2 separate regions of the Homo sapiens genome follow, and region 1 is linked to region 2. A link is a loop called in an ENCODE intact Hi-C map of the cell type or tissue named here. Cell type or tissue: heart right ventricle. All regions are shown on one strand. Each heading gives the region's core, and the rest is flanking DNA. Links, peaks and the distances in the headings are about the cores only.

Region 1 (7,892 bases), core at 2,495-4,994, 170 kb before region 2:
CACAGTTATACAACGTGTTATATATTATTACGTATATTATGTTATATATTGATTCTACTGTAAGAATATCTAAGAAGACTAGGGTGCCCAAGAAGGGCTGAAAGGGAATCACAGAAGATTCTGACACATTTACAGTTTTGGCCAGTCATGGTGGCTCATGCCTGTAATTCTAGCACTTTGAGAGGTTGAGGTAGAGGACTGCTTGAGGCCAGAAGTTTGAGAGCAGACTGGACAGCATAATGAGACTCATTTCTATATTAAAAAAAAAAAAAAAAAAAAAGCCTGGCATGGTAATGCACACCTGTAGTCCCAGCTACTTGGGAGGCTGTGGAGGGAGGATTGCTTGAGCCCAGGAGGTTGAGGCTGCAGTGAGCTGTGATCCTGCCGCTGCACTCCAGTCTGGGTGATAGAGCAAAACTCAGTTTCAAAAACAAAATAAAATAAAATGTAAGCCCATTTTAAGTGTGCGCTTGGTGTACTTGAGAATCTGTAAAGAAAACAAACAAACAAATAAACAAAAACAAATACAATTTAACTGCTTGACGGAAATGCCATTTTTTTTTCTTAGCTCAAAAGGGATCAATACGGCATGGGATGCTTTTAGATATATTTTTAACAGAATACAGCTAGAGGGATAAAATGCTAATTTTCTACACGTTGTCTTATGAACCACAGAGGAATAAATGGTGCCTCATCAGACATGTCTCAGTGGCAGAACTGGGGAGTGGTACCACCCTGAGTGGGAGGCAGGGCACCAACAACCCCTCCCAGCCTGTGCCACCACCCTGATTGCCCAGCACCCCCAAGGGACAATGCAGAGGCAGGCAGCTGGAGGGACAGCTTAGCCTGGGCTCAAATCTGAAACACAGAAAGAGATAAGAGATGGACCAAATCCATCCCTGCTCCAACATTTGCTGCAAGGTAACCACAAGCAAATGTCTTTATCTCTTAGGGCATTTGCTACAAAAGTGGAAACAGTAACAGCTACACCTCACAGGACTATTGTGAGAATTAAAAGACATATTGTGAATAAAATGCCTGGCGATAGCGCCCAGAGCATGCTTAAGGCTCTGTGAATAGAAACGATTCCCATAAGTATCACTCTCTGATTTCTGGGCTTGTTCTCATTGGCAGTCCCTAGGTTATTTCTTATCACCATGACCTTGCAAACCATATCATAAATATCCAGGCACTATCTGAGAAAAAAATACAACAATGTATACTTATTATACATAGTTGGTGAAAAGGGGTATATAATATTTAGCACAAATTCATTTTTTGAAAAAAAATGTCTGCATATGTGGTTGAAAAAAAGTCTGAAAGGACATATACTGATTTGTAAACATGGTAGGTTCTGAGTGGTTTAACTACAATCAACAGCTTTGTCTTTCCTTTTGCTTCTCTGTTTTTCTAATTTTTCTATAGTGAGCATACACTCCATAGTTATATAAAAATATGAGAAATCAAAATTTTCATACATACTGAAAAACAAAATCATAAGATACTGCTGCTAAAATATCAGAACTAGTACAAACACAATACCACCTCCAATGCAAAAGAACACGATGACATAAAACAGCACTCAAAGGTCAAGCACAGCCAGAGGACTCTCATGGCAGAGAGAAAGTGAACTTGACCTTGAGCCCTAACTCAGCTCTTCCCCAGCCACAGCCCTCGGTGAGTCACTCATCTTGGGCCTCAGCTTACGACCGATTGATGTAACCATTTTTGCCCCAGTGGCAACACTTGCTAGGGATGACCAGTCCCTTCTCCTTGGAACACTCTGCCTTGGCTTCCAGGTCACTCCCTCCTGGCTTTTCCTTCCACCTCGGTGGTCCCTCCTTCTTGGTCTCCTTTACTGGTTCCCGGATCTCATCCAGTCTATTGTTTTAATGCCCACCATTCCCAAATGCCTATCTTCAGTCCTGACCTCTCTCCTGAACTCCAGAAGTGAATATCAAAAATTGCCCACTGGATGCTGGGCATGGTGGTATTTACCTATAGTTCTGGCTACTTAGGTGGCTGAGGTGGGAGGATCCCTTGAGGCCGGCCAGGGGTTTGAGGCTGTAGTGTACTATGATCGCGCCTCTGAAAAGCCACTGCACTCCAGCATGGGAAGCAGAGCAAGATCCATCTCTAAAATATTTTTTTTTAATTGCCCACTGAAGATTATCATTTGGCATCCAACAGGCATCGCAAACTTAACCTGGCCAAAACAGAGATCCTGATTTCCATCTTCCTCCAAAACTTCCTCCAGCCAGTCACCCTCATCTTAGCGAATGCCAACCAAATCCTTCCAGTTGTTCAGGTCAACCACTCTGGAGTCATCCTTGGTTTCTTTCTTTCTCTCATACCTAAACCAAACCTGTTGACCTTATCTCTAAAATCTACCCAGAACTCTACCACTTCCCACCACCTTCACAACTACCACCTGGACCAGGACCACTGGTTATCTTGTTACTGGACTATTGCAATCCCCTCTTAATCAGTCTCCCTGCTTCCACCCTTGTCCCCTCCAGTCTACTCGAGACACTGCAGCCAGAGTCACACTATGAAAGCACCCATTCATCCATCCTGTCCTCCTCTTCTCAAGGGCCACTGGCTCCCCATCTCCCAGAGAGTAAATGCCTCAAAAGCGCAAACTGGCCTACGTGGGTGCCCACCACGACCTTATCTCCCCCTGCCCTCTTTCTCACTCACTCCAGCCCCACTGGCCTCCCTGCAGTTCCTCCAGCACACCGGGCAGGCTCCCACCTCAGGGCCCCAGTCCGAGCTGTTCCCTCTACTTGGAATGCTGTTCTCCCAGCTGGCCACCTTCCCACTTCCTGCAGGTCATTACTCAAATGTCTTCTCCCTGGGGCGACTCCCCAGCCACCCTAGGTAGTACTGTGACAACCCCACACTCCCCCTCTCCACTTTCCTTATCTTACTTTTCTCCATGGCAGTTTCATTTCCCAACATAACTTTTGTTTCACTCACTTCATTTATTTGTGGTCTGTCTCCCTACAGCTAACACATAAATTCCACAAAAACAGGATTTCTTTATTGTTTTGTTCCCAATTGTATCCTTTGTACCTAGGACAGGGCCTGGCAAATACTAGGCACTCAATAAATGTTTACTGAATAAACAAATAGGATTTAACAACCTGCCCTTACATGTCTGAGTTACATAAGAAGCCCACAAAATAAGGAATGTAAATGTAACTACTTAATAATTTGTCACTTAGATAAACATGTGGATAGTGTTACTATTATCACTGTTGTATTGAAGATATGTCCCAGTTCTGCCAGATGTGGCCTTATTCATGCTTGACCTGTGATTCTCCACCTCCCTCCTACTTTATTTATTTCAGTACCAAGGTTGGTAACTGAGAATTCCTACAACATTAGGATTCTGGAACGTATTAGGTTCGCAGACCCACTCAATGTCCAACCCTACAAATAATTATCTGAATCTTCCCATTTTTGTCTTCCCATGGGGAAGAATAAGGGGAGATTAAAAGATTAAACGTCATCACCGAAGAGTGCAAACAGTGCCTATTCTTTCTTTACTGTGCATCAGAAATAGTATACCACTTAACCTAAGGCAGCTCAGGGTAGAAGACTCTGCCCTTGACTTTTGCTTAGCCCTCATGAAACAACCATGTCTCACCCGAGGTGGATTTCTGTGTGACCTCTCAATAGACAATAGCTTGGGTTCAGCTCAGAGATCTTCATCTGGAAACCAAGAGTATTTAAAATATGCCAGTAACTCTAGGAGATACAGAAAACTGCATGTTAGGTTATGACATGTCCGGATTTTTTTTTAGAGACACCAAACAGAAATGATACAGAGTTAAAAAAAACAAACAAGAACTCTCCTCTCAATGCCAAAGTCTCTTGGCAAGTAGAAAACTCTACCTGAAGACAATTTTGCTGACCCATATTCCATCTTGGTTAGAAATAGTTGTTTGGAACTCTTCTCTGTAAGTTCAAAGGAACTATAGCCCTTTCGAGGTCAATAACAGTACCTTTTACTTACAAAACTAACATTTAGTTACCGCAGATAAACTGCAAAGCATTGTGACTCCTGGTGAGGAAGGTAATTAATCTAATTGAGCTGAACACATAACGGTTTTCGAGTGGATAAAACTGCACCTTGGGACACTTGAGCCCAGCAGCAATGCCTGCCCTATTTCAGGAATGCGCAGAGTTGATAGGAAGGCAGCTGCACTGAGTTCACCTTTTAGTTTGACAAAAGGATTTCCTTCGTCACACCCTAAGGCTCCTTTAGAAAGAAGCAACTTATAAAATTATATCCTGTTAAATACCCTAATATCAAAGTGGGAAACTGACCGATTTAAGACTTAATCAGCTTAATTGTAAGATTTTGCCTGTCAGCAACATACCAAGCTTGACTTGCTCCTCTCATCTCATTGCATTGAGTCTGTGTTACCACAGACGCAAGAGGAAGAGTCTATCAGAAAGAATTATACAAGCGGCTACAGAAAAAGCTTTCATTTCTCACTTTATCAAAGTGACTCGATGAGCACACAGCATCTCATCCTCATCAACCGTGGCTTCTTTCTTCATTAAAAGTAAACCAAACAAACAAAAAGCTATTTTGCATTTGGACTCTCTTCCAGGAATAACAACATATTCCCAAGAAAAATGAGGTAGCATGGGAAACTGTTTTAAGGATGACACACTGGCAAGCTCACGATCGGTTCTGCTAGGATCCAATCCAAGCACATGTGGAGGTTTTCAGTAGGTAACAAGAATAACCTTCACTGTGAATGCTGTCTTACAGGTTATTTCAGCGTTTAAAATGCTTTATTTATGATAGTAAAACTAGAGAAAATAAATGAATCCATATCAGACCAAAGGATTACAAATAAATCCCCTAGTATTGTTGATGTGGCATTTTTCCTTCCGAAGAGCAATGGTTTTTCTTTTCACTTGCTTTTGGTATTGGTTTAACTCCACATTGGGGTTGATATTTTCATCACACAAAAGTCAGGAAATCTGGAGTTAATGTTCCAATAGCCACTCTCCCAACAACCTCTGACGCAGACATGCACCTGGCTTGCTGAGCAGCAACGTCCCAATTACCACATGTCATCATTTCAATAAATAGAACTCAAGTGTTACAAGACAACAGCGAGTTCTAGGGAGACACAGGATCTGACACGTGTTAATACCTCATTATACACCCAAGCCTTCTGCCAAGCAGAAGAAACACAGGATCACCTTCTAACATAAACATTATAGGCCTTTCTTGCTATGGGGATCAAGTCCAGTATATTTTTCATTCACCATATGGTCATTTCCCTCCACTGCAAAGGAGATGCAGTGAATAAAAGCTATGTTAGGATAGCAATATGCTTGAGAATTTTAAACAAACCAGTGAGGCAGATCACTTACGGTTTTCATACCAAGCATACCTCTGAAGGCTGCATATAAATACTCCTTTCAGCTGTGAGCACCATGCACCCCGATAGGAAATACTGTACTATATATATAAGCAAGAGACACAGCATTCCACTGACTTAGGAAACACAGGTTCAGACTTTTACACTTTCATCTTCCATGCAGGCCCCATGGTCTAGTGGGCTAGCACAAGGCTGGAACTGGAGGAATCTGAGAGTTAGTTACAGGACTGCCTTGGTTCCTCACAGATTTTGAGTTCAGGAAAATTATGTAAATTATACCTCGGTTCTTTATTTCTGGAAGAGGGAACAAAGTGACTACAAATTCCTAATTGCAGCAGAAGCATCTAAGCTTTGATGACTCAAGCTGCCAACATCGAATTAATCTGCCACCTGATTCTCCCAGTTTTACAGGTGTGCTTTATATTTGTCCCTCAAACACCAACCAATCCACAAACATCCCACTAGAGTACGTTTCCAGCACTTAGTGAGTGAAGTATCTTGAAGGTATTTCTCATCATGGGCAGAGTTTTACAACCAGTCTCTTGAAGCACTTTTGTGTATTTCAAAAACCATGACCTACTACAGAAATGTGAGCCCATATAGTAGCTGAGGCAAGTCACCTGTGGAGAATACAACCAGGAACACCTTGGTATCAGATGTACTTTACTAAAGTGCTTTGGGGCGCTGAGAATGTTCTCAGTATCTGTACTCACTGTGCTTCTCCCTCCAAATTGATGAAACCTAAACTGGAGATGTGTTTCATGACATACAGCATGAAACAGCCAGGAATATAGGAATCTAGTGTCTCCATGGGCTTCAACTTCTCAAGCCAAAAATTACACTGTAGCTATCTAAGCCAGAGGCCACCATGGCAGACCAACAGAAACAAGGCAAAATTAAGTGAACGTAGTCAACCCAAGGCACATACACAAAATGAGGACATAAGGACCTCACAGGTTACAACATTATCAGAACAAAATGCCATTCAATAGTGGTTCAAAGGAAAGAATACACAGAGACACCATTTCCGTTGTTAGACACACATATCTAATGTAGTTTACTGCCAGAGAATGCATACGGAGTTCCACTTTACAGACCCTACGATGGACCTAAAGCATTTTCACAGAGATGACTTATTAAAACCAAAATAAATGGTGGCCTACAAATGAAACCAGAGACATAAGCGTAAAGGCTTAGGATCCAGCACCACACCCAGGCACGCCTCACTTCCCTGAGCTCAGAAGGCATTTGCTCCATCACGGCTAAAACAATGAGCTCCCAGGTCCCAGAGGCCCACTGATCAGACCTGGGGGGTGGGATGCAGTAACTCTCTTCTTCAGAGGACAGGCTTTTCCAGATGGCAGTGTGACAACACAACCTCAATTCTGCAACTGGTTCTCTGCACTATCTTTATTGTACCCACTGAGTCACTCAACAAGTATTTCCTCAGCCCTTGCTCTGCCAGGCACTGGACTTGGCATTACATTTTCCTAGTCGAGACAGTCATATCCAGGCCCAGTTAATGCCCCGATTGGATTAACCTTCCAACCTCTCTTCATGCTTACCCTTCCAGCAATGCCAAATTCATTCAGTCCCCAAGGTCACTGGCATCCTAGTTTCAAATGAGGAGCCTCGTCATGGTGCTCCTATTATTACATTTTGGTGGCAGGATAGCCCCTGCCCTTGGTTTCCAAGCTCATCTCTCTATAATCAAAACAACTCATGTTGTCTTTACTCTTCCCTGCCAGTTCTCTCTGCTCCTCTAACATTCACTTGCTCAGTTTCTTACGGATCTGATCATCCCATGAGGCAGCCTGATCAAGGAGGGCCTGTCCTCTGTGGAGAAAATGAAACCCTTGTGCACTGTTGGCAGGAATGTAAACTGGTATAGCCACTATGGAAAAAACAGTACGAAGGTGCCTCAAAATATTAAAAACAGAACTACTGTGTGATCCAGCAACCCCACTTCTGGATAGATGCCCAAAGAACAAAAAATCAGTATCTCAAAGAGATACCTGCACTCCTGTGTTCACTGACGCATTATTCTCAATAGCTAAGCCATGGAAACAACCTAAGTGTCCATCGATGGATAAACAGATTTTAAAAATTGTGGTATTCATACACAATGGAAATTATTCAGTCATAAAAAAAGGAAACTGCCATTTGCAATAACATGAATGAACCTTGAGGGCATTATTCTAAATGAAAAAGTCAGACACAGAAAGACAAGTACTGTATGATCTCACTTATATGTGGGAACTAAGAAAGTCGAACTCATAGAAACAGAGGGTAGAATTAGAATGGTGGTTGCCAGGGGCTGGGGGTGGATGGCTGGAGGAGGAATAGGAAGCCATTAGCTAAAGGATATAAACTTCCAGTTATAAGATGAATAATTCTGGGGATGTAATTAATAGCACAGTAACTATCGTTAACAATACTGTTTTACATACTTGAAAGCTGGTGAGAGGGCTGGTCTTCAAT
Region 2 (7,892 bases), core at 2,201-4,700:
AACTTCAATATCTGAGGTCTTTTGGAGAAGGGGTTCTAAATATGCTTTTTTTGTGGTTTCTGTGAACTCTCACTCATAGTGTCTTGCTTTCTTGCATGTTTGTTGATCTTTGTTTATTAATTCATATTTTATCTAGTCAATTATTCTATTCATTCAGTGAATAGATATTGAATGCATACTCTCTCTAGCCTTTGTTTGTATGTTGGGCATACAGAAGTAAACAAAGTAGATAAAATCCCCTTCATGGAGTTTACATGAGGGAGAAGCAGAGGGAGAGAGAGAGAATAAACAAGATAAGTATGTCAAATATATAATATGTTATATGATGACAAATTTTAAAGATAAATTAAATAAGTGGGATATAAAGTATGAAGTGTTGGGTTATGGGTTTTTTGTTTGTTTGAAAAGTTGGATAGGATGGCCAAGAAGGCTTCATTTAGATGAATTTTGGGTAGGCGTCTCAAGTGAAGAATCTAGACAGGCAGATATTTGGGAGAACATTACATGGAGAAAATAGTAGGTGAGAAGACCCTAAGGGCTCTTGAGTTCCAGGTGACAGTGAGGGGCAGAGTGGCTACATTGGTGAGCAATGGGGGACAGACTAGGAGATGAGGCCAGAGAGGCATGGAGGACCAGATTATATAGAGTCTTGTAGGTCAAAATAAGGACTTTGGCTTTCATTCTGAATGAGTTGGGGAGCCACTGGAGTATTTTGTCCAGAGGAATGACCACTTTAGCTTATGTTTTAACAGACTCATTTTGGCTTCTGTGTTGAGAATAGATGACAAGGAGGTACATGTAGAATCAGTGCACCATCTTGGAACCTATTTCAGTAATACAGACAGGACATGAATTGGCTTGAAGCATGGTAGTGGCAATGGAGATGGTGAGAAGTTATCACATTTTTCTACATCTATAGTTTTAAATTTTAAGGTGGAACCAACAGGATTTTTAGGATTAGATGGGGAGTGTGAGAGAAAGGGAAAAGTTCAGAATAACCCCAAATGGGCCTGAGCAACTGGAAGGATGGAATTGCAAGGAACTGAGATGAAGGAGGCTTATGGGCAGAGAGGTTTGTGAAATGAAAAGAGGAAGTCAAGAGCTCAGTTTTAGACATGTTAATTTTTGATGTGATTAGTCACCCGTTTGGGGATGGCCAGTAGGTGGTTTCATATATGAGTCTGGAGTTCTGGTAGAGATCTAGAATAGAGATATAAACTTGGGAGTGTTGGCATAGAAATGGTACTTAAAGCAATAAGATTGGATGAGATTACTAAGGAAAAAATATAAAAGAGAAGAGGTCTAAAGTCTAAGCCCAGGAACTCTCTAAAGCTTAGAAATCAAGAAAATGAGAAGGAACCAGAAAAAGGACCAAGAAAGACCAACCAGGAAAGTAGGGGAAAAAACCAGACAACTGTGGTGTCCTACAATCCAAGTGAGGCAAGTGAATCAAGGAATGTCAAATGCTGATGACAGGCCAAGTAATATTGATAGCAGTGGTATTTGGGTCCCTGAGGTTCCTGGCATCTCCAAGCTTCAGGGTGCCACTGTGTTCCCTGGTGCCAACTGTGGAAGCTGCTTGCGGTGCACCTGGTCCAGCTGCAGCCTTGCAGAGAGCTGGCGCCTGTGCTGGCACCTGGAGCTGCCCGCTCCGCTGCAGCAGCTGGCACATATGACTGTGCGGTGGCCAGACCCCATACTCGCTTACACACCCCCTACCGCTCCACGCAGTCTCCCTTGGCAGGCGTGGGATCCAGGCTGGTACCATGAGTCAAAGGAAACCTGCCAGGCTGAGTGGACAGAATGAGTCCAGCGGGCCTGAGCAGAACTCGGGCAAAGGTGTCACTGGCCACAGAGGTTTCTGGCCAGAAAAGCAACACCCTAAAAATTCTGTGACAATATGAAGACTAAGAAACATTAAATGGATTTAGTGACATCAAGGATATTTGGGACCTTGGTAAGAGTAGTCTTAGAGGAGTCATGGGGATGAAAACCTGATCAGAGTGGATTCAAGACAGAATGAGGTACACCCATGTTTCTGGCAGCATTATTCATAATAGTCAAAAACTAGAAAGAACGTGAATGTCTATCAATGAGTGAATGGCTATGCAAAATGTGGCATATACGTACAATGAAACACTATTCAGCCTTAAAAAGGAAGGAAATTCTGACACATTCTACAACATAGATAGAACTTGAGGACATTATCCTAAGTAAAATAAGCCAGTCACAAAATTATAAATATGGTAAGATTCCACTCATATGAGGTACCTCGAGCAGTCAAATTCATAGAGATGGAAAGTACAATGTTGGAATGAGGAGTTGTTTAATGGGTGTAAGAGTTTCAGTTTTGCAAGAAGAAAAAGCTCTGGAGATTGGCTGCAAAATAATGTGAGTATACTTGACACTACTGAATTGTACACTAAAAAGATGGTACGTTTTATGTTATGTGTATTTATCATAATTAGAAATTTAAAAAGTTAAAGAAATGAGAAACAGAAACTGGAGACAGAAAGTATAGAATCTTTTGAGGAGTTTTTCTGTGAAGGAAAGGTGAAAAATCGAGGTAGAAATAAGGCCAAGAGTGTTTTGTTCTTGTGAACCTAGGTTGTCTGTTCATATTTATGAAGAATTATGTTTATTAATCTAAGAATGCTTGCATAGATTCCTTCTTTTTTAGTGGGAAAATTGAAGAGAGCAGGGTGTGCATATGAATAGGTCTGAGTTAGGAATGTCCAGGTGAGAGATGGGCCGATGAATTTTTGCATTTAAATAAATGGAGTAATAATATTATCTACACCTGGGGTAGTGGTGATTATTAAAAAGTGCATGAAAAGTATTTTCTTGAGCAGTTAGTGCTGAATAAGTGGTAGGTACAATTATTATTTGTTTTTCTTCATTATCTGTTACTTGGAAAAGGCAAAAGTTAAATCTTTACTTTTAAATGTGTGAATTAGGAGACAATGTTAGCTATTTTATTAGAGTGACTTATATGATTAAACAGATTTAGTGGAGATTCCTTTGTCCATATCCCTTATACTTTTCTATTTGATTCCTGGATCTTTTATGAGGGAGTTATAATAAACAGGAATTTCCCCCTTCAAATTTGATTTGGTTGTGTTTTGCTATATAGGAAAAAATAAAACAGACTATGTTTGTAAAGCAATGGTTGCTTGTGAGCTAGAAAAAAAAAAAAAAACTCCATCTGAAAAGAAAAATGTATAAATTTTCCTGATCCTTTACCATAGAGAAAAACAAAAAACAAAAAACACAATTTGCTTCGACCTTTTTGAAAGACCCTAGTTATCTAGGCTCCAAGAAAAAGGCATGCTCAATTTTGTGAATCACCATTTTATGTGAACAAATTGAAGTCTTTATAGCATTCTTAATTTGGTTTCTGAAAGACATTTAGATAATTGGGCAATTTACAAAAGAGTATGTTCTATTTGGGGCGAAACCTGCTTTTCCTTTGGGTTGCAGATTCTCTGCCCCCTTGTGGCCTTCCTCCTTCCTCTGGGGGAGTGCGTGTTTAATGCTACTGCGTTTTGCATTTCCAGGCTGGTTTGAGAAGAGCGCGGCTGCCTGGTTCCCTGAACACCAGACGGGTTGCTAATTACATTTGCCCAGATGGCAAAGGGGGTCCCTCAGCCTACGGACTTAATTTCGGAAATTTACTTTCAGAGAGAAGCGAGAGAGAGGATTGCTTTCCAAATTAAAGAGAATTATGTTACAGGCATTTGATTGTGTGAGGAGACAGAATCACAGAACAGGAAGGAAATCCTCAGAAGTTATTTAATCCAATCTGGACTCCAGAAGACATTCAAGACAGATGGGCAATCTCCTAATCTCCATGTTTTGTCTTCCTGTCTCTTTTTGAAGATAGTGAAAGGATTCTTTTAAAAAACATTATTTATCAGAAATATATTTATTTTAAGATATTTGGAAAATGTTGAAAAATATAATGTAGACAATAAAAGTCATCTATAACCCCATCACCCAGAGATAGTTACTATTTAAGGGTTTAACTCCTCTTCATATTTTTTGACAGAGAAAAATGAAATATACAGTTTTGCATTGTATATATGATACATGTTTTCAGATGGGAGCAGAGACTGGCAAAATATGGCTTGTGGACCAAATCCAGTCCACATTCTGTGGGCCTGTATTGCCTGTAAGCTAAGAATGGTTTCACATTTTTAAATGGTTGAAAAAAAAGAATAACATTTCCTGACATGTGAAAATTACATAAAATTCAAATTTCAGTTCCTGTCAATAAAGTTTTATTGGAACACATGTATATTCATTTATATATATTTCTGTGGCTGTTTTTGCAGCACAGTGGTAGAATTAAGTAGTTGTGGCAGAGACTATATGTATTAGTCCATTCTCACACTGCTATAAGGACATACCTGAGACTGAGTAATTTATAAAGGAAAGAAGTTTAATTGACTCACAGTTCCACAGGGCTGGGAGGCTTCAGGAAACTTACAATCATGGTGGAAGGGGGGGCAAACATGTTCTTCTTCACAAGGTGGCAGGAGACAGAAGAATGAAGCAAAGTGGGTAAAGAGCAAAGCCCCTCACAAAACCGTCAGATCTTGTGAGAACTCACTATCAGGAGAACAGCATGGGGGAACCACCCCCATGATTCAGTCACCTCCCATGAAGTCCCTCCCCCAACATGTGGGGATTACAATTTGGATTACAATTGAAGAAGAGATTTGGGTGGGGACACAGCCAGACCATATCACTATAGCACTATAAAGCCTAAAATATTTACTGTCTGGCCCTTTACAGAAAGTTTGGCAACGCTTGGTACAGAATAAGCATTTTCTAATACCCTTAAATGCTTTTCAAAAATAGACAGCAATGCTGGGCATGGTGGCTCATGCCATAATCCCAGCCCTTTGGGAGGCCAAGACAAGAGGATTGCTTGAGCCCAGGAGTTTGAGACCAGCCTGGGCAACATAGTGAGACCCCATTTCTACCAAAAATTTAAAAATTAGCCAGGTGTGATGGTGCACACCTATAGTCCCAGCTACTTGGGAGGCTGAAGTGGGAGGATCCCTTGAGCCTAGGAAGTTGAGCCTGCAGTGAGCTGTGATTGAGCCACTGCACTCCAGCCTGGGCAACAGAGAAAGACCCTGTCTCAACAAAAAAAACCAAAATTATTGCTCATATAATTTTGTGGATGAATTCAACTTTTATTCCCTTAATTCTCCTGCTTTTAAACATTTCTTTTACAATGGTCCTTTAAATAATATTCATTATAAAAAGTTAAAATATACATAGAGAGTACAATATGGCCATATGTCCATCATCCAGATTCAATAATTACCAAGATTTGGCCACATTTAGTTAATATTTCCCTTTGTTGAAATATTTGAAAGTAAATTAATAGAGATTGTACAATTCCATCCCACTTGAGCAGTCATTTTTTAAAAAAAATTATAAAACAATTTGCCAGAGAATCAGGTTCAAAAATATTATAAAACTAGTCCATGTTCATGATGAGTATTGAAGCACATAAAAACAACACAGAATGTGTAAATACTTGAAGTAAAAAGTAGAAATCCCTTTTTCACCTCTCTTCACCCCTCCTCCCCTGCCAGTTTAGTGGGTATCCTTTCAGTTATTCTCTTATGTATATAGGAATAAATTTTTTATAACTTAGATTAACTGTTTAAAACATAATTTTGGAATAAAGGAACAAGAGAAGAAACTAGAATGTGAGCGCATATGACAGCACTCCAGATTGGTGCCTTAATTGATGGAGAGTGAGGACTGGGCCCCTTCTAAGTTACTAGTTAGGGTAGGATACGTTTTCTTCTTCAAATAGCACTGATCACCAAGAAACTCACATCAGAAACCAGGAATGGGAAGATGATATTGGTGTGGACGCTCCTTTTACTGCCCCTTGCCACCTCCCCACTTAATTTCTCAGGTAACAGGTGGATACATATAGTAAATTCGAGAGACCCTGCTTTAGGCTCCTCCAAATGAGAGTCACTGTATATAATCACCTTATTACTTTTTGCACTTCTTATCTTAAAAGCAAAACTCAAATTTAGAGAAAGTCTGCAGGAATAATGTAATAAATTGCTGTATATCCACAACCCAGATTCACTAGTTACTACTGCTATATTTATTTTCTCTCTATATAAATACTGATATTTATTAATATTGTTGTTATTGCTGAAGAATATGAGAATAAATTGTAGACATCATGACTCTTTACTCCTTGATCTTCCAGTGTGTAAGTGCATTTTTGGGGAAGCTTCTTCTTTTTTTTTTTTTTGAGACGGAATCTCGCTCTGTCACCAGACTGGAATGCAGTGACGTGATCTCGGCTCACTGCAGCCTCCACCTCCCGAGTTTAAGCGATTCTCCTGCCTCAGCCTCCCCAGTAGCTGGGACTACAGGTGTGTGCCACCAAGCCCAGCTAATTTTTGTATTTTTAGTAGAGACGGGGTTTCATCATGTTGGCCAGGATGGTCTCGATCTCTTGACTTTGTGATCCGCCCGCCTCAGCCTCCGAAAGTGCTGGATTACAGGCGTGAGCCACTGCACCTGGGCTAGGAATCTTCATTTTAATGTGTACTGAAGTCTGGGGCAAGGACCCTCAGGGTCTGCTGGATGCAACATTTCCATGTACAGTTCATTTGAGTGGTTTGTGGAGTTATCGGATCATTTTTATACTATAAATTGACAAATTACACAGTCTCTTCAGTTGTTTCATTTTTATAAAAGAAAACTATTTCTTATAGAAAATAAATTTTGCAGGGATTCTGTAGTGTTAGAATTGGAGTAAATTTTTCTCATTCTGGTTTTTCTTTTTCTGAAACATATACATAGTTTTAAAAAATAACCGCTTTATTAAAATATTACTCCTCTAACATAAAATTCATTCTTTTAAAGTACATAATTCAGTGGGTTTTAAAAAATATGTTCACACGTTGAATTGTCATCACTACTTAATTACAGAAAATTTTCATCACCTCAAAAAGGTACCTGTCAGCAGTGATTTTTCCTTCTCACATCTCTGTAGTCTCTGGCAGTCACTCATTCTGTTTTGCGTCTCCATAGATTTGCCTATTCTGGACATCTTATGGAAATGGAATCATGTAATATGTAGCTCTTTGTGTCTGATTTCTTACGTTTAACACAATGTCTACAAGTTTCATCCACGTTGTAGCGTGTATCAAAACTTCAATTAATATTCTTCTATATGGGTATGTTACATTTTGTTTATCCATTCATCAGTTGGTAGACATGCACATTGTTTTCACGTCTTAGCCATCATAAATAATGCTGCTGTGGACATTTGCATACAAGTTTTTTTGTGTGGAAATATGTTTTCGATTCTCTTGGGAATATACCTAGGACTGGAATGGGTCATTTGGAAACTACGTTTAATCTTTTGAGGAACTTTTCTGAGAAACTGCCAGCCTGTTTTCCCAAGCAGTGTACTATTTCACAATCTCACTAGCAATGCATGAGCATTCCAGTTTTTCATATCTTTACTGAGATTTGTTATTGTCCACCTTTTTGATTATAGCCATCCTAATGTATATGAAATTTCACCATAGTTTTGATTTGCATTTCCCTAATGACTAATGATGTTGAGCATCTTTTCATGTGCTTATTGGCCAAATTGTGTATCTTCTTTGGAGGAATGTCTATTCAAATTCTTTGCCCGTTTTTTAGTTGAGTTATTTGTCCTTTCATTGTTGAGTTTTAAGAATTCTTAATATATTCTGGAGACAAGTACCTTATCAAACATATGATTCATAATATTTTCTCTCATTCTGTGAGTTGTCTTTTTATTTTCTTGATGATGTTTTTTGAAGCACAAATGTTTTAATTTTAATAAAGACTAATTAATTTTTTTC

The links. Hi-C counts contacts between places; a loop is a spot of excess contacts. Peaks named below come from ENCODE experiments on the same cell type or tissue, not always from the same donor. Only the 100,000 strongest peaks of a DNase experiment are listed, where the experiment ranks them.
Region 1: a loop joins it to region 2, with 2.6 times the contacts of the local background. A loop is called at or near these places in 7 of 110 quality-filtered maps.

Annotation. Positions count from the first base shown.
Region 1 is chr7:28,101,318-28,109,209 of GRCh38, forward strand. The region is part of intron 1 of JAZF1 (JAZF zinc finger 1); the gene reads right to left. Among named protein-coding and RNA genes, the nearest start is that of JAZF1-AS1, 75 kb to the right of the region's middle. In heart right ventricle, for the core only: no CTCF peak of the experiment used is centred there; no DNase peak of the experiment used is centred there; H3K27ac peaks cover 2,500 bases.
Region 2 is chr7:28,269,052-28,276,943 of GRCh38, forward strand. No RefSeq gene overlaps it. Among named protein-coding and RNA genes, the nearest start is that of JAZF1, 92 kb to the left of the region's middle. In heart right ventricle, for the core only: a CTCF peak has its summit at 3,503 (motif pointing left); a DNase peak (open chromatin) is centred at 3,490; H3K4me3 peaks cover 487 bases.